Regions from separate parts of the Homo sapiens genome. Here region 2 is linked to region 1. Evidence: chromatin loops called from intact Hi-C (ENCODE). Cell type or tissue: psoas muscle. All regions are shown on one strand. Each heading gives the region's core, and the rest is flanking DNA. Links, peaks and the distances in the headings are about the cores only.

Evidence for each region. A loop is a pair of places that touch in the nucleus more often than their neighbours do. Peaks named below come from ENCODE experiments on the same cell type or tissue, not always from the same donor. Only the 100,000 strongest peaks of a DNase experiment are listed, where the experiment ranks them.
Region 2: it touches region 1 in a loop (2.1-fold over the local background); 3 of 110 quality-filtered maps call a loop at or near these places.

Annotation. Positions count from the first base shown.
Region 1 is chr3:188,485,619-188,498,560 of GRCh38, forward strand. All of the region lies in intron 5 of LPP (LIM domain containing preferred translocation partner in lipoma), which reads left to right. Among named protein-coding and RNA genes, the nearest start is that of LPP-AS1, 77 kb to the right of the region's middle. In psoas muscle, for the core only: no CTCF peak of the experiment used is centred there; no DNase peak of the experiment used is centred there; H3K27ac peaks cover 845 bases.
Region 2 is chr3:188,540,307-188,553,248 of GRCh38, forward strand. The region is part of intron 6 of LPP (LIM domain containing preferred translocation partner in lipoma); the gene reads left to right. Among named protein-coding and RNA genes, the nearest start is that of LPP-AS1, 22 kb to the right of the region's middle. In psoas muscle, for the core only: no CTCF peak of the experiment used is centred there; no DNase peak of the experiment used is centred there.

The DNA.
Region 1 (12,942 bases), core at 5,747-8,246:
AACCCCGTCTCTACTAAAAATACAAAAAATTAGCCGGGCGTAGTGGCGGGCGCCTGTAGTCCCAGCTACTTGGGAGGCTGAGGCAGGAGAATGGCGTGAACCCGGGAGGCAGAGCTTGCAGTGAGCCGAGATCGCACCACTGCACTCCAGCCTGGGCGACAGAGCGAGACTCCGTCTCAAAAAAAAAAAAAAAAAATGGAATGGTGTCTGGTAATTATTTTCAAAATAATAAGGGTTGGAAACTACTGAGTGAGAACATGGGTGAAATAGGGTTGGTTATGATTTGATAACTGTTGGGTGCATGGAAGTTTATTCTGTTATTCCGTCTACCTTTTAAAAAATACCTAATATCATTTGTGGAACATAAAATATATTGAATTATTGCTCATTAATTTTATCATTTGTTTTACAGTATTATTTTTTCATTTTAATTTTTGTAGCTACAAGTAGGATATGTATTTATGGCATACATGAGATATTTTGATATAGGCATACAGTCTTTTAAACATATACCTTTGTATATGTTTAAAATATCCTATAATAAGAAGTGTAAAAGAGAAAAAGTCTTAGGGAACAACTGCTTAAATGGTTTGTTCTATTATTTGCCTTTCTTTCTCCTAAATTTGAGGTTGAAGGAGACAAAGAAAGAAATGATTCATTCGCTCAACAAATATTCTGTATTCCTATGTGGGCATTATTCAAGCACTAGGAATGTTATAGCAAAAAAGACAGACACCACTCTGTCCTCAGGGAACGTAAAAGTTAGTGGGACTAGTGGAAATAAACAAGATACGCACATTACAAAGTACATTAGAGTGGATAAGTGGGGAAACAGGGAGGGGGTCAAGGCTTACCTACTAGGATGGGCATTATCAATATGGCCCCACTGAGAAGGCGACGCTTAAATGAGGACTTGAAGAAGGAGAGGAGGGAATGAGCTCTAGAGATTTCTTGGGGAGTGTATTTTCATATAGTAGATATTAAGAAGTAGAAAAGGCTTTTGATATTATCTATCATTTGAAATCAGTAAATTGCAGTTGTAACCAGTAAGTACCAATTCAGTTTCTGGAGTCTAGATCTTTTAAGGCTATTGAAAAATATGTGTATTGCAAATATAGGCCATGAATTTCTTGCATTTTATTTTGGTGTATACTAATAAAATCAACTATCAGATGCCAGTGATGAATGAGAGTCCTATAAAGTTTGTATTTATTTTATGTAACAGATAGAACCTTTGGCAAATAAAACCAATATGAGTGATTTTTCTTAATTTTAGTCATTTTTTAATAAAATGAGGAAATCCTTAGCTTTGGCTTTAATATACCTTTGGTCTTACTTTGCTGAAGTTGGTTTTTTGCATATTGTTTAATATGTACAATTTTTAAAGTCACTGACTCTGTTTCCTCTCTTAGATTGTCATAGAAACTATTTTGTTGCATTTTAAATCTTTAGTTCTCACAATGTTATTTGAAGTAGTGACAGAAGACTCGTGATTGAAAACTAGTTACATAGATTATTCTAGTTGTGTGATCTTGCGCAATGCATGCTGAGTCCCGGTTTCCTCTTCATTAGAAACAAAACAAATATATATACCTCTTACAATTAAATGAAATACAGATGGATTTGAAAGTATTAAACTGAAAGGGCTATACAAATATTTTGATGTTATATTAATAATCACTATTAATATGTAAGAAGACTAGTAAGGATTTTCCAGTGGGTTCCATTAAAAAATTCAACCATGGGGCTTTCAAAAGATAATGAAGAATTTTTTTCAGGTGGACCTTGTTCTGTTAGATGTACTCAAGCCGTGGCTTTGTTTTTGAAGAGGAAGGAAATAAACAAAATGCCTGTTGTCATGTTGGCTTAAGTTCTCTGTAAAACAGAAGGGAGGAGGATAAAAAATAAAATACGGTTTGCCAAATGGAAAAGGACAAATCTGGTAGGGAGAGGCCTGTTATTTTTGAGACGCTTCATATGGAAGATTGTTGATACATTCAAAAGAAAACGAACATGCCCTCCCCTTGTGCAGAAGTGACTTAGATGTGATAGCGGCTTGGTCCTGCTCTGGCCCAGGTTTGTACCAGCTATAGAAATGAGCCATGGTAGAGCCTAAAGTAGCATGATCACTGGAGAAAATTCTGCGCAGTTTCCTCTCGGCTATGGTTAAAACCTCATGTTCCCAAGTCCAAATTATAGCTGGTAAATGTGTGTTTTTATGCAGAAGACTGTTTATGTTTCCAGCCAGATTTTCAGGTCAGAGCCAAAAGAACGTCTACTAAGAGTGATTATAAGAGTTGTAAGATTTTGAGAGCAGAAAGGGACCTTAGAGATCATTTAGTCCAACTCTGGCGCCAGGCATCTAGTTACAGTCCTTTCAAGTATTTGCTAAATTAATTTCCTTTTTTTTTTTTTTTTGGAAATGGGGAAACTGAGACCCAAGAAGGGATGGATCCTCTGGTTTCTGACAGAGGTCTTATTGAATTTGAAAAATCTTGACTCCTGGCCTTGACCTTCTTCCTGCTGTCCCAGATGGCCCATGAACTTGGTTTTGCTTTAGTCCTCTAGCAGACTTCAAGGCTCTGAGATTCATTGCAGAGGGTTACACGTTTTTATTTGGAAGGAGCAGGTGATGCCGGAGTTTTGCTTGGCTGTCTGAATTTTTGATATATGCTATAAGCTTTTATTTCTTCAAAAAAGGCAAATAAATATTTAGCCTTAAGGATTCTTGGTTTAACAGTTCTCATTTTCATGTGGGAAGATGCAACTTGGAAAACAGGGGAAGGATTTGGTTTGCTTTTCTGTCAGGATCAACGTGACCTCCATGCCTGTGATGTTTGTAGTGACACTTCAGCAATCACTTTATTAATTCATTTGTTCTTCATTCATTCAGTGTAAATTGAATGCTTCTTGTAAGTAGACATATATGCTAGTGATTATAGCCTTAAAACTTGGCATCATAGGTTTAATGCTCTGAGTCTCAGCCTTGGGACGGTCAGTTAGTTTTATTTATTTATTTATTTATTTATTTATTTTGATACAGAGTCTCACTCTGTCACCCAGGCTGGAGTGCAGTGGCGGGATCTTGGCTCACTGCAACCTCCACCTCCCAGGTTCAAGCGATTCTCCTGCCTCAGCCTCCTGAGTAGCTGGGACTACAGGCACCCACCACCACGCCTGGCTAATTTTTTTGTATTTTCGGTAGAGATGGGGTTTCACTATATTGGCCAGGTTGGTCTCAAACTCCTGACCTTGTGATCCACCCGCCTTGGCCTCCCAAAGTGCTGGGATTACAGGCATGATCCACCGCGCCCGGCCAGTTAGTTTTATTCTTATCTGACCCCACAGTTGGTAATTTCTTCCTCTTTTCAGCCAGGCCATAGGCAAGTATTAGTATTATATAACATTGCTTAAGGTAGTTACAAAGAAGTCACGTGTCTCAGAATTTTGGACTTGCAAGAGAATTAGAGTTAATACATTCAAGTTCCTTTCTATTGTTTGAATCTTGTAATTTTTTCCTACATAACAAAATGTTTATGGGTAATTATGATAGGTGAGGCAGTGCTGCAGGATAAGGAGATGGATCAGTACAGTACTCAGAATCACATTCGGAAGATGCATATACACAGTCATTTAAGTCATTTTATGGTAAATTATGCTTTGGTCATCATACATTGATCAGAAGCATAATCTAAGTCCTAGGTTAGTGGTGGAGAGTGAGGGAAGTAAATTAACTGTGACTGGAGAGAGGCAAGAAGGATTCATAGAAACAATTTAAATTGAACTGAACTTTGATGGCTGGGTGGGACCTTAATTTTCAGATAGGTGAGTGGATTTTTCAGCAATAAAATAAAAGAATTAAAACACAGAGGAAGGAGAGCTCAAAGTAAGTGTGGTAGGCCTTGTGTTTCTAACTGTGGAACCTACTCTTTGTTCTGAAACCATTGACAATTTATTGTAGGGGCTTGTTATTATTTTAAATATAAGGGTGATATCCCCAGAACTGTTGTTGGATGCCAAGTGATACTGTTAACATAAATTAAGGCAAAACATGTTGCACTTGCAGGAAACCCCATGCAAACAATTCTGAGTTGTCTGGTAGACTTCCTTCAGATCCATGGGGACTTACCTGCTGACATCTGATGGCTTTGAATTCAGGGGCTCAATATTTAACTTCCTCTTTTTATGATATCTTTGTTCGTCTTTTCTTGGTGACTTCCAGTTGACAACTTCTAACTCTGCTTCTCTGTTTGTTTCCCAGTCCTGTGGCTTGCTTTCATTTGCCTACTATTCAGTATTTGCATACCTCTGGTTTTCATCTTTCCTTTTCTGTTTGGTCCTGCAAAATGGCCAGGCTTGCTAATGTAACTCCAGGCCCTCCACATTAGAAAACAGAGGGGTTTTGTCCATTGGTGATTACTTCAAATGTTAAACATTTCTCTTTGTTATTGAGTAGAAATGTGTCCCTTTATGATGTCCTCATATTGGTTTTCTTTCCCCTTTTAAAAAGTGATGCAAAGTCAGAGGAATGACCAGGCCAGGAGAGAGATAGGTGCTGTATGTCTCAAGGAGTTGATGAGTAAAGCTACTGAAAGATGTTACTTTTCAAAGGAGTGAGTAAGCACAGAGTAACATGAGCTATGCCCAGAATTAGTGGAAAAGTAGAGAAATGTCTGAAATTGTTTATTTTAAAGTCAGCCTCCAAAAGCTCTTGAGCATCTATTCTTGTGAAAACAATTCAAAGCTCATATATGTGTATGATGAATAGTGGCTTATAATCTTTTTTCTTTTTTTTTGAGACAGAGTCTTGCTCTGTTGACCAGCCTCTGCCTCCTGGGTTCAAGCGATTCTCCTGTCTCAGCCCACCGAGTAGCTGGGACTTTATAAGCACGCCCCACCAAGACCGGCTAATTTTTTGTATTTTTAGTAGAGATGGGGTTTCGCCACACAGGCCAGTCTGGTCTTGAACTCCTGACTTCGGGTGATCCGCCCACCTCGGCCCCACGAAGTGCTAGGATTACAGGTATGAGCCACCATGCCCGGCCTCATTTTCCTACTTACTAATTTTATGTGTTTAGTTTAACAATGATAATTTGAAAATCAATTCAAGTTTTAGCAAAACTGGCACTGGAATTTTTTTTTTTTTTTTTTTTTGGGACAGAGTCTCGCTCTGTTGTCCAGGCTGGAGTGCAGTGGTGTGATCTTGGCTCACTGCAAGCTCTACCTCCTGGGTTCATGCCATTCTCCTGCCTTAGCCTCCCAAGTAGCTGGGACCACAGGCACCCACCACCACACCTGGCTAATTTTTTTAGTTTTTTATTTTTAGTAGAGACGAGGTTTCACCGTGTTAGCCAGGATGGTCTCGATCTCCTGACCTCGTGATCCGCCTGCCTCAGCCTCCCAAGTGCTGGGATTACAGGCGTGAGCCACCGCGCCTGGCCGGCACTGGAATTTTTGTCTTGTGATTCCATGTAGGACTATCATGGTCTCAGGTACAGAACAACAGGATTTTATTTTTAGACATAAGGAACTCAAACCTACAGTATGGCCACATTCATTCATGAACTCACAGAAATAGGCAGCTGAACTGGCTTTACGTGGGTTGGACCACCTTATCATAAAAGTCTGTCTTTCTGCTGCCGGTTAGTGTGATAAAGGAGGAGGAGGCTGGGTATGAAAAGAGATGTCGGCTGTGGAGATTAAGAGTAGAGGTAGTGGACAGTGTTGCCAGGGCAAAAACAACATGGTCAGCAAGAGCTTTAATGTATTCTAAAATGCTTGTTTTCAAAAGGGTGAGAATACAAGGATATCTTGATCCATGAAAACATACCAAAGAGATGATTGAGATGCTTATTTCTTCCTGGCCCTTTGCCTAGTTCCTTTTGGGTCAGCAAACCCCAGTTGATTTGTAGCTTGTTTGTGACCCTGACAGCAACAGTAGCAGCAGCAGCAGCAGAAGCAGCAATAGCAGCAGCAGCTTGCTTTGCAATTATCTCCTATTTTTATGGTCCACATATGTAGGTCATTGTGTGTTTATTAAGGCTGGGTAGGCTCTTAGCATGTCACTGGCTCTGGTCATTGTGACTTTCTAGAAGCGAATGTCACAGTTTTCCTGGTTGCTTTTTGCTCTTAATCATCATCTGATTGGTTATTCAGATAAGAAGATGGACATTTTTGTTGTCTGGACTTGTAAAAACCCTTTTGACAGTAGCCGACCTAGAGTCCAGGGGAGTATTCCAATATTTCATTTAGCATTAGGAAACTTTTAATGGAATATCATAGTTTCTCTTCTTTACTTTTTAAGAACTTAAAGAGGTAAAACTTTCCCCTGGGATTGATAGTGGAGTATGTGTACATATACACATACCCACCTACTCACCTATATCAACCTGATTACCACTGCCACCACTACCTTGAAATAATTTGTGACACATTTATACTCTCTGCAGTGAAAGATTGGTTAACTGCTCGACAAAAAAAAGTCTTGTGGGGAATTGATGGTGGTTAGTTCTGTTGAATGTAGGGATAACCAATGAGGTTAGCTTTGCCTTAGCTCCTGAGTTTCTGTATAGGGAGTAATATACTATGCTTGCATATTTCAGAACATTTCCTTTGCTCAAAGTTAAGTGAGACTATAGTTGGTTCTTTTTGAGTCAGTGAAAGTTTTATCCCAATTTGTCTCTCCCATCAAGAGTCTTAGTGGTTTCTTCAAAGGTGAAATGTACTTATTGTTTTTTTTATTTTAACTTACAAAAAAGTAGTGGGTCTTTTTCTACTTATAAGAAAGTAATGTCAGCCGGGTGTGGTGGCTCACACCTGTAATACCAGTACTTTGGGAGGCTGAGGTAGGTGGATTACCTGAGGTCAAGGAGTTCGAGACCAGCCTGGCCAACATGATGAAACCCCATTGTTACTAAAAATACAAAAATTTGCTCTGTGTGGTCGTGTGTGCCTGTAATCCCAGCTACTCCAGAGGCTGATGCAGGAGAATTGCTTGAACCCAGTAGACAGAGGCTGCAGTGAGCCGAGATTGCACCATTGCCCTCCAGCCTGGGTGACAAAAGCGAAACTCCGTCTCAAAGAAACAAACAAACAAAAACAGTAACGTAAAAAAATCAAACGATGTAGATTAGATATTTTCAAATTTATTTCTCTATGAGGGAAAAATTATGATCTGCTTATATGTCCTGCTCCCAATAAACACGCCAAATGATGCTTGAACATTCTTTTCTTCCCTGCTCCATCCCACATTCTATTAAAATAATTTGGAGAATATGTTGTAACATTTTTAACTTTATAGCAAATCTCTTTTGAGAATTGTTTCTTGCATTAAATTTTATAACCACATCAGTAATAAACTGTAACTTTTACCTGTTTGCTGTGCTATTTTCTATTTACTATCTTTTTCTTGTATTCATCATCTTGATTCTTCTCTTTTTTGTTCTTTTTTTCTGCCATAGTACTTCATTAAGTAATTTTATGGGAAGGCTACATGCTTGATGTATTTCCTGAGTCTTTGTATATCTAAAATGAGTTGTTATTGCCTTCATATTTGAGTAAAAGCTTGGCTATAAGTAGAATTCTCGGGTCAAATTTGCTTTACTTCAGTATTGTACCAAGATTTGCACACTATCATTTAGTATCATTTAGTATTCAGTGCAGCAGATGAGAAATCTGATGCCAGTCTGATTCCTTTTCCAGTTTAGTAAATTTTTCTTGTTTGGTCTATAGGCTTTATTTGTGGGATTCAGCAATTTTACTAAACTGTGTCTAGACACAGCTCGCTTTTTACCTATTCTGCTATTTCTACTCAAGTCAAGGTTTTCTTTATGTAAATGGGATTTTCTTCTTTCTTTTCTTCTTTTCTTTTCCTTTCTTTCTTTTCTTTCTTTCTTGAACTCCTGAGCTCAGGTGATCCTCCTGCCTCAACCTCCTAAGTAGCTGGGACTAAAGGTGTGTACCACCATGCCCAGCTAATTTATTTATTTATTATTATTTTATTTTTGTAGAGACAGGGTCTTGCTATTTTGGCCAGGCTGATCTTGAACTCCTGGCCTCAAGCAGTTCTCCTGTCCTGATGCCTCTCAAAGTGCTGGGTTTACAGGTGTGAGCCACTGCTCCCAGTCAAGATTTTCTTATAATATGTTGAAAATATATTTTAATCTTTCATTCACCTTTTTCTTCTTTATGAACTCCTACTATATGGAATTGGATTTCTTCTCTATTCTTCATATTAGTTTTCTTTTTCCAATAGTTCTACTACATGGAGGGATTTCTGTTGCTTACTTCCCTTTTATATTCTTAATTTTTGTGGTGATAGTCTGCTTTTGACTTATAAATGCTCTATAAAACTGAATTTGGGGAGAGTATTTGGTAGGAGTGGCTCTGGATATCTGTTGTTCAGGGTAGCTAGCTTGCACTTAAACCTTTATCTTTTATCTGAAATGGGAATATATAGTTATTTAAATGCAGGGTGGCCATAGGGTATATACGTTCAGTCTTCAACCATATATGTAATTAGGGGATGCAGGCCAGCAGAAGAATTGCCCTTAGATGCACAGGTCAAGAGCAGACCAGCAAGGTTAATCTGGGTCCTCAAGGCTAATGGTTTGGGGATTCATAGGCAGGTAGCAAAGCCCCTCCCTTACATGCCATACATGTATGCCAGGTGAGGGCTGCAGGAGCTGTGGCCAGCGCTTATGTATATTGATCTCTAGTTGAATTCTCAAGCCCCTTTGATTTCCTCCCTCATTGTGTTTTCATCGGTGACTTTGCTTCTCAATGACACACTGTCACCAGCGGTGCTGGGAATTGTGGCAGAGTCCTTTTTGTTAGAAAGCATAAACTCATTAAATCACTTCAGTCAAATCACTTTTGACTGACTTTCATTAAATACCCCTAACGTCCATTCTAAAGAGCCTTGCCCCACCCCTCACCCTTTTTGTTATGACAGTTCCTGGTGTCCTGCTCAGGTCCTGGTGTCTTTTGCTATGTATCTCAAACTCACTTTGCTGCCTGTGAGGAGTTCATCACAGAAAACGTGCTCTCTGATAGCATTATCTAAGCCAAAGAAAGCTTCAGAGACAGCATAATGCGATGGTTAACACTGCAAGTGCTCTTCCAGGCTTCCTGGGTACACATCTGGCTTCCTGCTTACTGGCTGCATGACTGTAACGTGCTGCTCAACCTTTCTGTGGCCCACTTAAATCCTCTGTAAAATGGGTGATTGATTGTTGTGAGGTTTCAAAGACATAATGCACATAAAGAATATTTTATGTAATTGACATGTCCTAAAACTTAGTAAATATTTTCACTGTTGTGATATTTTGGGCTAGCAGGTCTCTGTGCTGGGTTTTGCCATAGTTGTCACTGACATTTGATTTGCACCATGCCTCCTCAGAGTTAACCCGTGATCCCATCCCTTGCTATTATAAGGTTCAGGATTTTATATATATATATATATATTTTATTTATATTTTATTATATATTTTTATATATTTATATTTATATTTTATTATATATTTATATTATATTTATATTTATTTATATATATTTATAAATATATAATATATATATTTATAAATATATATATATTTTTTTTTGCAGAAGAAATACTCCCACAAACTTCCTCTATAAAATGAATGATTGAATTAAATAATCATGTAGCTCTCTTACAGCTCTAAAATTCAGTGCCTTGGTAATAAAATATCACTTCTTTGTAATTTCATGGTGATTTATAATTTGCAAAATACATTATAACAGCACAAGTATAATTTAACTAATGAAATAAAAATGAGGATCCAAGAGTTGAAGGAACTTGTTTAGATCTCATAATTGTCATGAAAGCAGTTACTTATTTTTAAATAGACAATAACAAAATCATTTCGGTGACTTTTTACAAATGAGAGAATGTGGATACTCTTAAATCCTCAAAAAGCAGCCATTGTCGTCAATAATATATGTTGATGTTTAGTAACCATGAACCTCCGAGGTAGTTTTCTTTGTAATTTTTTAGTGGAAGATTAGCACATCTTCCATCCTGGCCTCTAGCATATTTTCTGACAAACCCCTTGTTGATTGTATCACATACCTTTTATCCATGGATTTGGTACGAAAGCCCTATTGGGCCCACAAATCTTTCGGTTCTTTTGTAATTTACATAATCCAATCAACAGGGGCACAGAAACACCTTGTTCTGAAAGAAGGAGTGAAAGGGAGTAGAGGATGCTGACACCAAAAACCTAGGGCACTAACTCATATTTTATCTCTGAATATAGTACTTTGAAACCCTAGTGTCTTAGGAAGGTTTTCTGTTCATAGCTGATTTCACTTGATCCATTCAAAAGTCAAGCATTTTTGTACTCTTACTATATAACTTAAAATATATTATAGCATGGGGTGTTTATACCAATCCTTGAGGGGTTAAGCTATTATTATCATTATTTTATCATTAACTTCTGTGAGTTTGACTTGTACAGGGCCTCCTAGCCTGCAAATTTCAAAATTGACGTCTTTTTTTTTTGAGACAGGGTCTTCTTGCTCTGTTGCCCAGTCTGGAGTGCAGTGGCATGATCTCCACTCACTGCAGACTCCACCTCCAGGGTTCAAGCCATTCTCCCGCCTCAGCCTCCTGAGTAGCTGGGATTACAGGCACGTGCCATCACACCTGGCTAATTTTTGTATTTTTTTTAGTAGAGACAAGGTTTCACCATGTTGGCCAGGCTGGTCTCGAACACCTGACCTCGTGATCTGCCCACCTCAGCCTCCCAAAGTGCTGGGATTACAGGCGTGAGCCACTGCACCCAGCAAACATTGCTTTTTTTAATAAAAGACTTTCATATACTTTATCTCACTTGAACCTTTAGACAACTTCTGCAAAGGGAAAGGTAGGGAGGATTCTCCATCTTGTATCAGTGAAGGCTCTGGGGCTCTGAGGTTAAGCAGCATTCCAGGTTTCCATGGCATTAACTGTCCCAGGCAGGGATGAAGCTCTCTGAGACGTGCCAGTCCATTTCTCTCTCCATTGCCATCGCTGCTGTATTGTTACTCTCCCTTTATATTCATTTTTAGTGAAGGAAACAAAACAGCAGTTGTCACTTTCCTTTCCCAGTAGTTTCATTATTTGCTGTCACCAGTTCTGTTGCAGGATCCTCTATTGTAATATTGTCTTCAGATTTTAAAAAATGTATCTCTACATATTGGAAGAAAGCACTGTGGTGGAAAATACAGGAAAACTGTGTACAGACCTGTTAAATGGAAATGTTTTCATAATTTTTAGTTAGTTTTATTTGTATTTTACTAATGAAATTTAGTAAAGATGTCAATGTCAATCTTTCTTACTACGGAAATAAGTTAAATTTTGCCAACTAGTGGAAAAAAAGTTTCTGTGGCATTTTTTTTTTTAAGGAATACAGGATTGATACAAGAATGAGAGCATTCATATTATAAGAAATATAAGTTTTGTGGTTTTTTTTGAAATAAAAATTTGGTTTATGAGAGGCTTAAAAAATGAATAAATTCCCTTCTTTCCTGATAGTTTCTGTCGTTCCCTTGGGGATTAAAGGAGTGTGAATCTATCCTACAGCCACTTCCTCTCTGAACTGTAGATGACACATCAGGATGTGATTTGGGGTAGATCAAGCCTCAGAGTCGAATCTCAGTGTCTAGCCGTAGAGGTGGTATGATAGTATGATAATTCCACATGTCCTGCCTTCTGGGCTTTTTGACATTCATAGCATTTCTAAACAAGTGAAGGATTTATCTTAAAAAATAAAATTTTAGTATTTTCTTCATTATTCGTGAGCTTTAATTCTTTCCATTAGAAATTATGTCATCCCCATATTTAGAGCAATGAATAATTGCATAACTTTTAAATTGTGTATTTGATGGTATGGTGTATATTGAAAAGAGAATGAGAAACTATCCCCTGAATAGAGATTTAGTGATTCAAGCCATCACTTTCTAAAATATACGCACTTCAGAGTGAAAGTTCAGTGTCAGAACTTCATAGAGTGTCTGGCCAGCTAGAGTTAGGTATTTCATGGAGAGATGATCAAACAATTGAACAGAAAATACAGCAACCAGAAGAGTTTTTCACTGTGCATGTTCAGAAGACTTCATCATTTTTATTATCATTTTATATCAAGCCATTTTATAAGTAGAGATGTGTCTAGAGGATTGTTTTCATTTCCTTTTAGCTCATTGAAAGTCATACAGTGTCACTTTAGTAATTCTCTTCTTGCCCAGTGGGGATAGAAACCAGTTTTGGGCCACGGCAACTATATAGAAGTATTTTCATAGAGTTACAGATTCATTAAATGAGACCCTCTCTCCTCCCCTTAACACCCACTGTGTTTCTGCTATAATGAGGATTTAAGCAACAGTCCCAACATGAACTAGCTCATTTCAGTACTAGGGAAATGGCTGTTGCATGGGTTTACCACCTCTGATTCTGCAACAATTGTTCTTTTTCTGACAGCGTCTTCTACCTCCTCCAGGCAGGCACAACTCTTGATGACTTGAACCTCCTATGTTCTTTTTTTTCCCCCCCAGCTTGTAAAATTATGGTAAAATACACATAATATAAAATTTACTATCTTCACCGTTTAATGTTCTGTTCAGTAGCAATATGATGAAGTACATTCATATTGTTGCAACTGTCACCAGTATCCATCTTCAGAACTCATTTCATCTTGCAAAACTGAACCTCTATACCGCTTCACCAATAACCCCCCATTCCACTCTCAGCCAGCCCCTGAAACCACCATTCTACTCTCTGTCTCTAAGATTTTAACTTCACGAGCACATGGTAAAATTGTAATCAGATTGTATTTGTCTTCGCAACTGGCTTATTTTACTTAACATAATGTCCTCAAAGTTTATCCATGTTGTAGCATATGTCATGCTATATATATGTCATGTTCTGCTTATCCGTTCTTGTTA
Region 2 (12,942 bases), core at 5,954-8,453, 55 kb after region 1:
CTTTTGTTATTTCACTATAGAAAATTTTGTTTTAACATTCGGTTGGAGTTGATGATATACAACCCAATTATATGGATTTGTTATATGCAAACATAAGGAAGTATTCACAAATTTAAAGACCAAGTTCATGTTGTTCAAGATAATGTGAACCCAAATTCATTGTGCTCAGGATAATTTGGAACTAATTTCATAGAGTTTAAGATATATTATAGTAATTAAAATCATGGATTTTGGGAGCACACTCCCCTGACTCTAAATATGTGGCCTGGGATGTCACTTAAACATTTTGTGCCTCAGTTCTTTTATCTCTATAATGAAGACCATTATAGTATCTATCTCCCAGGATTGTAATGAGGACTAAATGAGTTTCCATGTATAAAGCACTTGAAACAGTGTTTGACATATTTAGCACCATATGCATTAGAAGATCTTATTGTTAGCTGCGTGCTTATTCTTAAATTGTCTGAGTTACTGCTTTTATATAAGAAGATTGACTTATAAATTTGGCCCATGATGTCCCATCCAACTCTCTGAAATAGATTATCTACCTCTTTTCAGCTGGGCATCTTACTTATGATATCTGAGGACATCTCTCTGTTCTTGTGCTTTGCCCAGCCCCCTTTGGTTTCTAATGCATGGAGCCAAAAGCTACAGCTAGAGCCATAATGGTCTTGTCCTACCATCTGAAAGACATGTTGATTGCTAGAATGTTTCTGTGGTTAACAAGATAATTCCTCTGATAAGTGAACAACCTTCACTTAAATGCAAAAATTATGACTCATAGATTATTAATTTGTCACAATTTACTAACCCTATCATTGGCCTATTGATGTAAGTTATTCTTGTCACGCTTCACCTACCCAGACGCTAAAGCATGTAAAGCAATAGTTAAGTTTATTGTTCATCTGATTGACCTGGAGGGCTTGTTAAATGCCATTACTGGGCTCTACCTTATGTTTTCAATTCAGTAGGGCTGGAGTGAGGCTCAATAATTTGTATTTCAAGTGTTGCTCTGGTGTGGACCACACTTTGTGAACCCTTTAAAGCTTCTTGTCAGTCACATGTTTGTAAGCAGCACTGTCTTCCTCTGTTCTCTTATTTCTATAGCTGCACACCCTTAAGGCTTGCCCTAGTGTCAAAAGTGGATGCTAGTTTTATGTCTTTTTTCTAGAGGAGGAAAAACCATAACCTAGAGAAGTATCTTTCCCTGCATACATAGTACATTGACAGAATCTGGAAGATGCCCTTTAAAAAAAAAAAAAGTAAAGATTTGTACCTGCCATTCTGTCTTTCAGAATTGTAAATTTATGTTTATTGATATTAAATATGCCTGTAATCCCAGCACTTTGGGAAGCTGGGAAGGGCGGATCACCTGAGGTCAGGAGTCCAAGACCAGACTGGCCAACATGTTGAAATTCTCTTTCTAATAAAAATACAAAAATTAGCTGTGCATGGTGGCGGGCACCTGTAATCCCAGCTACTTAGGAGGCTGAGGCAGGAGAATTGCTTGAACTCAGGAGGTGGATGTTGCAGTGGGCCGAGATTGCACCCCTGCACTCTAGCCTAGGTGACAAGAGCGAAACTCCATCACACACACAAAAAAACAAAAACAAAACAAATAAAAATTGTATAGATTTATGGTGTAGAACATGATGTTTGATATATGTATACATTGTGAAATGGCTAAATCAAACTAATAAAAATTTGCATTACCTCCCATATTTATTTTTTGTGGTGAGAAAACTTAAAATCTCCCAACAAATTTATAATACACTTGCATCTGCAATTCTTGAAAGAACTATTAGGTTTGGAAAACTAGAATTCCGAATTCAGTTCTGCCATACCTAGAAACGTGAATGTCAACTGTTTGATCTCTCTGAACCTCATTTTCTTTGTCCATGATATTAATACCTCCTCTGCTTATCATATATGATATTGTGAGAAGTAAATGACACATTGTACATTAAAGTGCTTTGTGAACTATAAAGCGCTATACAAAGATTATTTTGCATTCTCATCCCAGTTGTCACACACAATATCTTGTTAAACATCATCTGTTTTATGATAGGCACATCCTTCTCTCTCTCAGCTAGGGTAAATATTGACTTTTCTAACTGTTTTCAGGAAGGAAATAGTGCACTGTGAACTACTTGCCTTGTGCACAGAATCCTTTTATTTCCCTCCTGTGATTATTTTTTCTTTTCTAGTCTCTTGCTTTTTAAAGTAAACAATTAAGAAGCTTGTCATTTAGCCATTTATGCATCTAAACACTTTTGTATATGTGAGATGTGGTCACAAACATAAACATATATTATGAATTTTTCTCATAACATCCTTTTATGCAAGACATCCTACACACCACATGTATTAAGAATGAAGTGAGTTGCTGTTTTGCCTGAAATGCATTATTTTTTGTTTTTGTTTTTGACGTTTGACTTGGAAAAGGGAGTTGAGTTGAGCCAAGAGCAATGGGTCCTCTTCCCAGTTGTGTAACCAGCAGGTTGTGTTAGGTAAGTCAGCTCCTTTCTTGAAGCCTCAGGTACATTTGTACATAGATCGAAATCTAGTCTTTTCTCATGCCTTCCACTCTCAATGTCTGTGTTCTCAGTGTTAAAAGGAAGTTTCAGAAGATGACCTTCACCTTGATGAAGAAGTCCGAACAGAGTATCCCCATTTATCTATCTCTATTCTGCTAAGATACTTTTCTTTTCATGCCTCAGGTCTGACTGCTCTTTGCAATTCAGCCTGTTGCAGTGAAGCTCTGACATGTCTTTCCTTTAGGATGTGACTGGTCTTCACTAGGACTCTCAATTTCTTAGGGCTTACGTTTCTGTTAGTATGATCGGAAATAGAAGAGGCCATGTCCTGCCTTTAATCCCCTGGGATAGAGATGTTGGTGGATTGGGGGATTGAGGGGTGGAGAGGCTTTTATATTTTTAGTGAGTCTTTCCCTTTAGTGATTTTCAGAGCATCTCCCTATTAGTGCACAGTAAGAAGTATTTGTTCTTTTTGCCATGCAACAAATTGCTTAAAAACCAAGCAGCTGAAAACGCGTATTTTCTCTTTGTTCTTGGTGAGACAGGAATCTGTATATAGCTTAGCTGGACCACCAACTTCTTGGTCTTTCACAAGGCTGCAATCAAGGTTTTGACTCAGTCTGCACTTGTATCTGAAGGTTCAACGGGAGAACGATCAGCTTCCTTGCTTAGGTGGTTTTTAATTTTTTTATATGGTTCGATTTCTTCCAGGCAGTTGCATAAAGTGCTTTAGTTTATATCTGGTTGTTGGCTGGAGTCTATCCTCAGTTATTTGTCATGGGAGCCTCTCCATGTGGCATCTCACTACATCAAAGCATGGAAGCTGAGCAAGCAATAGGTAGAGTTTGATTACAAGATGGAAGCCATAATCATTTGAAACCTAAATGTGGAGGGGACAGCCCATCACACTTACCATAGTCTGTTTGTTTGAAGTAAGTGACTAGGATTAGCCCACACTAAGAAAGATGGCATTGTAAAAGAATGTGAAGCCCAGGAATTAAGAATACTAGGGGGAATCTTATAAACCTGCCGATCACAAAAGAGAGTGAGGTTAGACTTACTGTCCACAGGGATTTAGTGCAAATGTAAGTTTATTTGTAGAATCTGTCAAGTCAGAAAGCAGAGGAGGCATGTGGGGTATCATGAGAAGAATAGAATCTGGAAGGAGTAACAGGTAATGAAAGGTACTAACAGATGTAGGAAGAACTCCAGAATTTAAGAAAGTTATACCTGAATGTGGTTTAGGAGGTCTTTTGATCTAACCACCTCCATTTCTCAAGGAGTCCAAAGCATATAGAGGGCCTTACTCAGGCCAGAAGTTGTGGCTGAACAATGAGTTGGAACAAAGTCCACAAACTCCTGACTTAGTACAGATTTTCAGCTTGATGTAATGAATATAGCTCTGGATTTGGAGTGAAAAGATACACATGTTCAACTTTTGATTTGCCTCTGAGTGGCTGTGTCACCCTGAGCAAGTGATAAGTAAAGGAAGCTTGATATATGGTTACCCAGTTTATAACATGAAGCTATCATTATCATGTATATTCATTTATGTCTGATGAACATATTAACTTTTCTTTATGAAAATTCTTTGTAAGCTGACATGAACAGACACTTCTCAAAAGAAGACATTTATGCAGCCAAAAAACACATGAAAAAATGCTCATCATCACTGGCCATCAGAGAAATGCAAATCAAAACCACTATGAGATATCATCTCACACCAGTTAGAATGGCAATCATTAAAAAGTCAGGAAACAACAGGTGCTGGAGAGGATGTGGAGAAATAGGAACACTTTTACACTGTTGGTGGGACTGTAAACTAGTTCAACCATTGTGGAAGTCAGTGTGGCGATTCCTCAGGGATCTAGAACTAGAAATACCATTTGACCCAGCCATCCCATTACTGGGTATATACCCAAATGACTATAAATCATGCTGCTATATAGACACATGCACACGTATGTTTATTGCGGCACTATTCACAATAGCAAAGACTTGGAACCAACCCAAATGTCCAACAATGATAGACTGGATTAAGAAAATGTGGCACATATACACCATGGAATACTATGCAGCCATAAAAAATGATGAGTTCATGTCCTTTGTAGGGACATGGATGAAATTGGAAACCATCATTCTCAGTAAACTATCGCAAGAACAAAAAACCAAACACCGCATATTCTCACTCATAGGTGGGAATTGAACAATGAGATCACATGGACACAGGAAGGGGAATATCACACTCTGGGGACTGTGGTGGGGTCGGGGGAGGGGGGAGGGATAGCATTGGGAGATATACCTAATGCTAGATGACACGTTAGTGGGTGCAGCGTACCAGCATGGCACATGTATACATATGTAACTAACCTGCACAATGTGCACATGTACCCTAAAACTTAAAGTATAATTAAAAAAAAAAACATTAAAAAAAAAAAAGAAAATTCTTTGTAAGCTATAAAAGCCTTTAGAAAAAAAAGTAAGCTTTGTTTAAATTATTAATGTGTAGGTTGAGGCAAAACAAGCACTCCCTTTTGACAGAAGGGATAAGTACTGGTTCATATAAATACAATTTTATCTCCATCTGTATCTGTATCAGCCATTTATTTCTGCTTGATAAATTATCCCAAAGCTTAGTAATGTCTACCTTACTCACATATCTGCAATTTTGATAGTACTCCATGAAAATAGCTTAACTCTGTTCTGTGAAATGAGCCCATGTGCCTCGATTTGGGTGCAGAGGATTCACTTTCAAGATGCTTTACTCATGGCTGGCAGTTTGGTGTTAGAAGTGCGACTAGAGTTGTGTGTCAGGACCTTAGTTTCTCTTAATGTGAGTTCCTCTACAGGCTCCTAGGGCTTTCTTACAGCATGGTGGATGAGTTCCAAGGCCAAGTATCACAAGAGAGAAAGGTAGAAATGCCAGCATTGTTATGACTTAGTTTTAGAACTTACACAGAGTGTCCTTTCTACTATACACTGTTGATTGAGGTCCACCTGGGCTCAAAGACAGGGGGTTAGTCTCCACCTTTGTTGTTGGGGTTGTAGTAAGGCTCCAGACAAGTTTGTGGGCAAGAGACACTGTCGTGACCATCTGTGTACAGTACAGCCTGCCATTATATTGTATTTTATTGCATTGTATCACATTTTACTACATCATATTTTAATGTTTTATGTTGTATTTGTTTCCATTTGTGGAGGACTTAATATCTGCCAGACATGTATATTCTGTATTAAAGTTGACTTAATTCTCACAACAACCCTGTGATGACGTGGTCCTTCTCATTTTCACCAACGAGAAAACCAAGTTATAAAGATGGTAAGTAACTTGCCTAAGGTCAAACCAGCTCATAAGTGGCAGAGTTCAGGTTCAAAACCAGGCAATCTAGTTCTGGATCCCATACTTTTCACCACTCTGCCAGATTATTTCTATGTTGTTATCTGTTTTTATGTCTTAAATAATATTTATGCCATGCTGTTACTAATCACCATTTCCATCCCTGTCTCTGTATCTCAGTTAGAGAAAGTGGGTAGATAAGGACTGGATATCAGACTGGATAGGGAGGAAACACATGCAGGAGTATCATTACCTTTGAGAGAGGTGGGTCTGAGCTTGTCCCTAAGTGCTCCTGGACCAGTTCTAGGAGATCTCAAGAAAAGAAGCAACGTAACATTTCACTAGTTCCATACAGAGTTTATATTGGCCTTAATGATTTTGCCTTTAATTTAATAAGACATATGGGAGTCTACGGAATCTAGGGAAGGCAGCTGAGTAAGTAACGATATTTTTAAAAAAATTGGAAATAGGGGCCAATATTTGAAGACTAATGAAATTCAGGGGCATCTATTCTCGTTCCACAAAAGTTTAGCTATCTGGTATTCCATCTGGTGATCTATTCAATCAATTAACTCTTCCATATTGGGATGTTTGTCAGAGTCCAGCTTACAAATTGAGGAAATCCACAGTCACTTGTGAGCTAGTTTGTATCAGTTATTAAAATTTACTTATTTATTGTAAACTTCATCAAACCAACAATTGTTAAGCCCCTACTGAATGCAGGACACTGCAGATTACAATCAAGGGGAACACAGTTTATACCCTTTCTCACACCACAAGGGACTTCTACTGTAAGAAAAAGATGTGTAAAGCCATAACGACAAGAATATGTGATAAATATGATAATGAATCTATGAACAAGGCTGTATGGATGCCTAGCGGAAGGTGCTCCAATATTCTCCTGGAGAGGTCAGAGGGGGCTTTTCAGAGCATTTAAGCATATATATTACAGGAACTGGAAATGTTCAGCCCAGTTGGAGCTTAGAAAATGTAGGGCAAGTGATAAGCCTGGAAAGGAAGGCACGTAGATATGTTTCTGCAAATGCATTCCCTCCTTCTGTCTTCCTGTCTGCCTTATATACACAATGATGACTCAGTACCAGGAATCTCAGGAAACAAACAACACACATGCACAATATAAATTCCTCTACAATCCCTCTATTTATCCTCAGTGCAAAACCTCAATTAACTAATAGCTCATCTGAAAACTGTCAGGGCTAGAAAGTCCCATAACCCCTCAGGATAAAATCACACCAACCGTAAGTTACTTAGGCTCTCCAAGGTCAGCCTCCTTTTATCTAGCTTCCCTCTTTTTATAAAGCTGCGGGCCTGTCTCTAACAGGATCATGTGGTAACATTCATGATTTGCAAGAGCTTTACTGCTACAAAGCACATTTGCAATACACTGTCTCTTTTTTTTACTTGGCATTTGCGATTTAATTGTTAACCCACCTGATATATAGTGAAATTGTGGCCCAGAAATGTGAAATGACTGCTCTTAATTTTTACAAAAATAAAACAAAATAATCTAATCCTTAAAGTCGTGTCTTCTTTTGCAAAATCCTAGTACATTTTTAGTACATCAGTTGTGTTCCGTAGCTGGGGACTCTGTTCAAGTGAACCTTAATAAGAAGTGTGATGTATAAAATGGCAGAGTTTGAGGTGTTCTGACTGAAATAAGGAGTCTGGGCTCTGGAGCGTGGCTGAGCATCTTCTTGCTCACTCCAGAAACGGCCCTGAGGCTTCTTCATGTCTAGTGTTGTGAAAACCACTCAACTGCAGTGTGCTTATTACCTATGTCTAACCTTGGAGCACTCAGAAAAGACCTAATGCTTATTTTACTGTCTGAAGTGGGAAGACAGCCATTGTTAACGTGGGATCTCCCCTAGCATTCTCCTTCTGATCCTAGCGTAAATTCCTGTGGATCAAAGCCCAGCCCCTGAGACTGTAACAGAGAGAATAAAAGAACAAGAAGATGGTGAAGGCGATATGGTGTGGTAGATGGAGCATGTGAATTCTCCTAGTTCTGCTTCTAACTCACTTTTTGATTTTTAGCAGGCAAGCTATTTCACTTCTCTTGTGCCACGGTTTCCATTCATAAACTAGGGAACTGGACTTCTTGTCTCCTCACCGTCTGATTAAAAACATTCCGTGGTGATTCCTTTTCTTGGTAAGACACATAGCTTAGTCCACCTCAGGTCCCAAAAGGAGGATCAACCTTAGTGTTTTACGCTCTCTAATATGACCTCTTGCGGTCGATGTTTTAGAGGTATCTATCATATTGCATGGATTGAGGGAGTTTGACCTGTTGAGCTGGGCGAGTTATCACCATGCAGCACTTCAGGTGCTTACTCTCTTTTTATCCATGCATTGGTTCATTGGATTCAAACATTTCATTAGACTTCCTGCCTTCTTTTGGGGGGATATTTTGAATTTGGGGATAATAAGTTTAGAAATCTTTGGGATGAAGAAGAGGAAAGAGAAGGCAGAAAAGGAGGGCCATGACTATAACATTTATCAGCAACTGTGCCTCTTCCAGAAGAATCAGGATGGACTGGATTTGAATATAAAAAGTAGGAAGAGAGGCAAGGCAGAAACTGGGAGAGGCCGCAGATGGTAGTGATTGCAGATCCTTTATAAAATGCTGCATGTTTCAACTTTCCTCTGCCCAACACTATCAAGTGAGATGGATCCTTGGAGGTCTTTGGGTCCAGTCCTCAAGGAATCAAAATTACATCTAGGTAGTAGGAATAGGTTCTAGTGTTCTATACCACGTGGGATAACTATAGTTAGCAATAATGTGTGATGTAGTTTCAAATAACTAGAAGGCAGATAGTTAATGTTTTCAACACAAAGGAAATGATAAATATTTGAGATGATGAATGTGCTAATTACCCTGATTTGATCAATATACATTATATGTATGGAATTTCACTGTGTACCACATGAATAGGTATAATTATTTTTAATTTAAAAAAAGCAGTTTCTCATGTAAGCTGGATGTTGCTGGATAGTTTAACAGAAGTCTGTATAGCCTTGTTGTATTTTAATCATTTTATCTTTTTTTTTGGCCTGGAAAATATTAAGTTAGAATGGCTGTGCTGGAATACATCATCCCCACCTGTATATTAAAGCTCTGTGTTATTTAAAAATTTGTCTAAGAAACCTATAAATTGATGGAGCCTCACTGTGGTGGTTCTACTTCTCTATTTTGTGTGTTTGTTTGTTTGTTTGTTTTTTGGTCTGGTGCCATTGAGCCACTGTCTATAGGAATAAAAGGATGTTAGCATGACTGATAGTTCAGTGACCTGTAAGTAGCGATTTTAAAGAAAAATTTTATAGGTCTTTGTTAGTTCCAAATCTGACTACCTGTTAATTCTGCTTTATAGTCATGCTCTGACTTTACCATGAAGGCTGTAGCATTGTGCTTTATCTCCTTGTCTCCAGAGTACAAGATCTTGGTAAGAGAAAAGAGTGATAAACCCAAAAAATACAAACTCAGTTTACCTGAGACTGAGTAGCACAGAGGTCTCCACTACCACTCATTTCCCTCTTCACATGGCAATGGAACTTTTCATTAAAAATAAATTGTATTTACTCATGTATATTCTTATGCTAAACTGATACCCTTTTTCACAATGGATAAAACAACAATAAATGTTTGCAGCCTCGCACATCAATTCTCGAACCCTGTTCTGCAATTTCTGGCAATAAAAGGCCTTGCTTAGTGTGCATTAAAATCTTGGTTCTAAAGTCAGTGTCTACTTTCATAGAAAGTATAGTTTGTGACCTCTGTTACTATATTTTCACCAGCAATTTGCACACTTGTCATGAGGCTTTCTCTTTGTATGGGTCTTAGATAATGCAGTATCTTGACATGGTACTTCTATGGTAAGACAAAGAGGATGCTGTTTTTGTATTAATGCGACCAAAATATTTCAAAGCCAATCTTACAGAATCCCCCTATTGGACATCCCCCATAAATTTTTTAATGGAACAAAACCCCTCTGTGAGAAATAACAATTTGTATACGATTTCAAAGGCATAATTCAAACTATAGCTGAATAAGAAAAATAATACAGGATCTAACAAGGCAACACTTAATGAAAAATCAAGGGCCAGGTGCAGTGGCTCGTGCCTGTAATCCCAGCACTTTGGGAGGCCGAGGCGGGTGGATCACAAGGTCAGGAGATCGAGACCATCCTGGCTAACATGGTGAAACCCCGTCTCTACTAAAAATACAAAAATTTAGTTGGGTGTGGTGGCATGTACCTGTAGTCACAGCTGCTGGGGAGGCTGAGGCAGGAGAATCGCTTGAACCTGAGAGGCGGAGGTTGCGGTGAGCCGAGATCACGCCACTGCACTCCAGCCTGGGTGACAGAGCAAGACTCCATCTCAAAAAAAAAAAAAAAAAAAAAAATCGAACAAGTCTTTGGATATTAACCATAGTGATCATGCCCTAAGTATGTATTTACTTTAGGTAAATCTTAGTAAAGCAGGAATTAGCTGGTTAGCTGCACTTACTGGCTTTAGGTTGCTGGTTAGTTAACTGGAAAGGCTGTTAGTTTAGAGGTGATACGACACATAGATTATGGTTTAAAAAGGTTGCAGCCCTTATTTCTAGAATGTATTCAATGGTATCTGTGCTGCCTAACCCATAGGGTTATGTTTTAAACGATATGATATAAATGTGTTATACTACATTTTGAAACGTTAGTTGGTGTCACTATATCTTTTGGCAAAGAGTCTCCTTATGAACTTCAGGGAGCTTGTTTCTACAGAAGGAGTTTGGTTCATAAGATGTTTTCCATAAGAATTATATAAATTTTTATATAAAAAAGTAGTGCCCAAACTATTAACTCATGGAGAGAGATCAAATTCTGGTCTTTTTAAAATTAAGCTCTATTAGTCCATTTTCACACCGCTGATAAGGACATACCAGAGACTGGGAAGAAAAGGATATTTTATTGGACTTACAGTTCCACATGGCTGGGGAGGACTCAGAGTCATGGCGGGAGGCGAAAGGCACTTCTTACATGGCAGTGGTGAGAGAAAATGAGGACGATGCAAAAGCAGAAACCCCTGATAAAACCATCAGATCTCATAAGACTTATTGACTACCACGAGAACAGTATGGGGGAAACTGCCCCCATGATTCAAATTATCTCCCACTGGGTCTCTCCCTCAACATGTGGGAATTATGGGGTAAAAGTCAAGATGAGATTTGGGTGGGGACAGAGCCAAGCCATATCACAAGCTTAGTGAGAAACCTAATTGCTTATATACTATCTATTATTTTCAAATTCATTTTAATATTTTGGATTCTTATCCAACTAAGAGATATAGGGAACAAATGCTGTAATAATCACCCATCTGTAAAATATGGACCTTCTCATAGGGAACTTACGTTTTAGTAGGGAAAATATAACATATACACTAATAGAGATTACAGAGTAGGAGGTCCTTTACAGAGTAAAAGGAGAATGGAGATGTACAGTTTGGTGTGTACTGTGGGTTGAGGAAGATTGTGTGTTGCGGAAGATGGTGACAGCTACTGACGAGTCACTTTCTGCCATAGAGATCAATTTTCCATTGGTCAATTGTGGACATTCACTAATGTAGGTTGGAGTGATGCTTCAGGAGCAGACATGGCATAAACTATTTCAGGAAACCATAAACAGCTTAGCTTTATCTTCAGAGTAGGGTATGAAAAGGGAGAGACCAATGGTAAAAATCCAAATTAGAATGATGTGATGCCATCTTGGAGGCCCTTGTAAGTCAAGCAAAGGAGTTTGTGCAAAAAGTTTGAACATTAACAACAACAAACAAACAAACAAACAGAAAACAGAAAAAAATATTGCATTGTATCTGTGGGACCTTCCCATCCTTAGGTTTTAATTTTCCCCTCTGTCAAATGAGAGATTTTACTTGATAATCTCCAAAATTGTGACCAGCTCTAATGTTTTACAATTCCCAGAATTATTACATCTTAACTTCTCCCTGAGAATTATTTACTGATCACATAGTAGAACTGAAGTGATTTCTACAGTAGCTCTATAGCTAGCAACCCAGCATTGGATAAACTCAAGGAATGAAAAATCTAGTGTGTGCTGGGGTTGGGAGGGTAGTCATATATTACTGATTTAACTGTCATCTGGAAAACTTTATGGGAACTAAGTAGAGGATGCCATAAGGACCATTAACTGCTCCTAAGATATGATGAGCAAAGACTGGAGAATAGGAGTGGGCCTAGTCTACAGATTAGTTTTCTATTATTGCTGTAACAAGATACCACGAAATTGGTGTCTTAAAACATCACAAATTTCTTATCTTACAGTGCTGTAGGTCAGAATTCTAGTCCAGGACTCACTGGGTTAAGATGAAGGTGTCAGCAGAGCTTCGTTCCTTTCTGGAGGCTCTAGTCATAGTCATTACCTTTCCCAGCTTCTAGAGGCTGCCCATATTTCTTGGCTCTCGGACTCTGTCTTTCTAGTGACATTGCATTTCTCTGACCACTCTTTCATAGTCATGTCTCTCTGACCACAGCTGGGAAAGATTCTTTGCTTTTAAGAACTCATGTGATTAGATGAGGCTCACCTGGATAATTCAGGCTAATCTCCCTGTCTCAAAATCTTTAACCTTAATCACATCTGCAAAGTCTTTGTAATCAACATGTTCACAAGTTCGAGGAATTAGAGTGTGTACATTCTTGGCGGGGTGGGGAGGGCTGTTCTTATGCTTATCACAGTCTGTTTTTAGGAAAGTAGATAAGTTCACAACGTTAATGCATGGAGGCTGAGATTGTGAGAAGAAATGAAGCAGCCAGTCATAAAGTGTGTTTCGTGCTAATGTAAAGAGTTCTGAAGTTATTCTGATGGCCATAGAGAGCTATTCAATTCTACCTAGTAGAGGAATATTTAATCTATAATGATGTCAAACAATTGAAGTGGGTAGCTTGTGGTACCCAACCATCCTTCGCATTTTAAACATGGGAAAATGAAGACTATTTTTTGACTCAGTATACTTGGGACACATATTAGTGCCATGTACCTATCATTATTTTCCCAT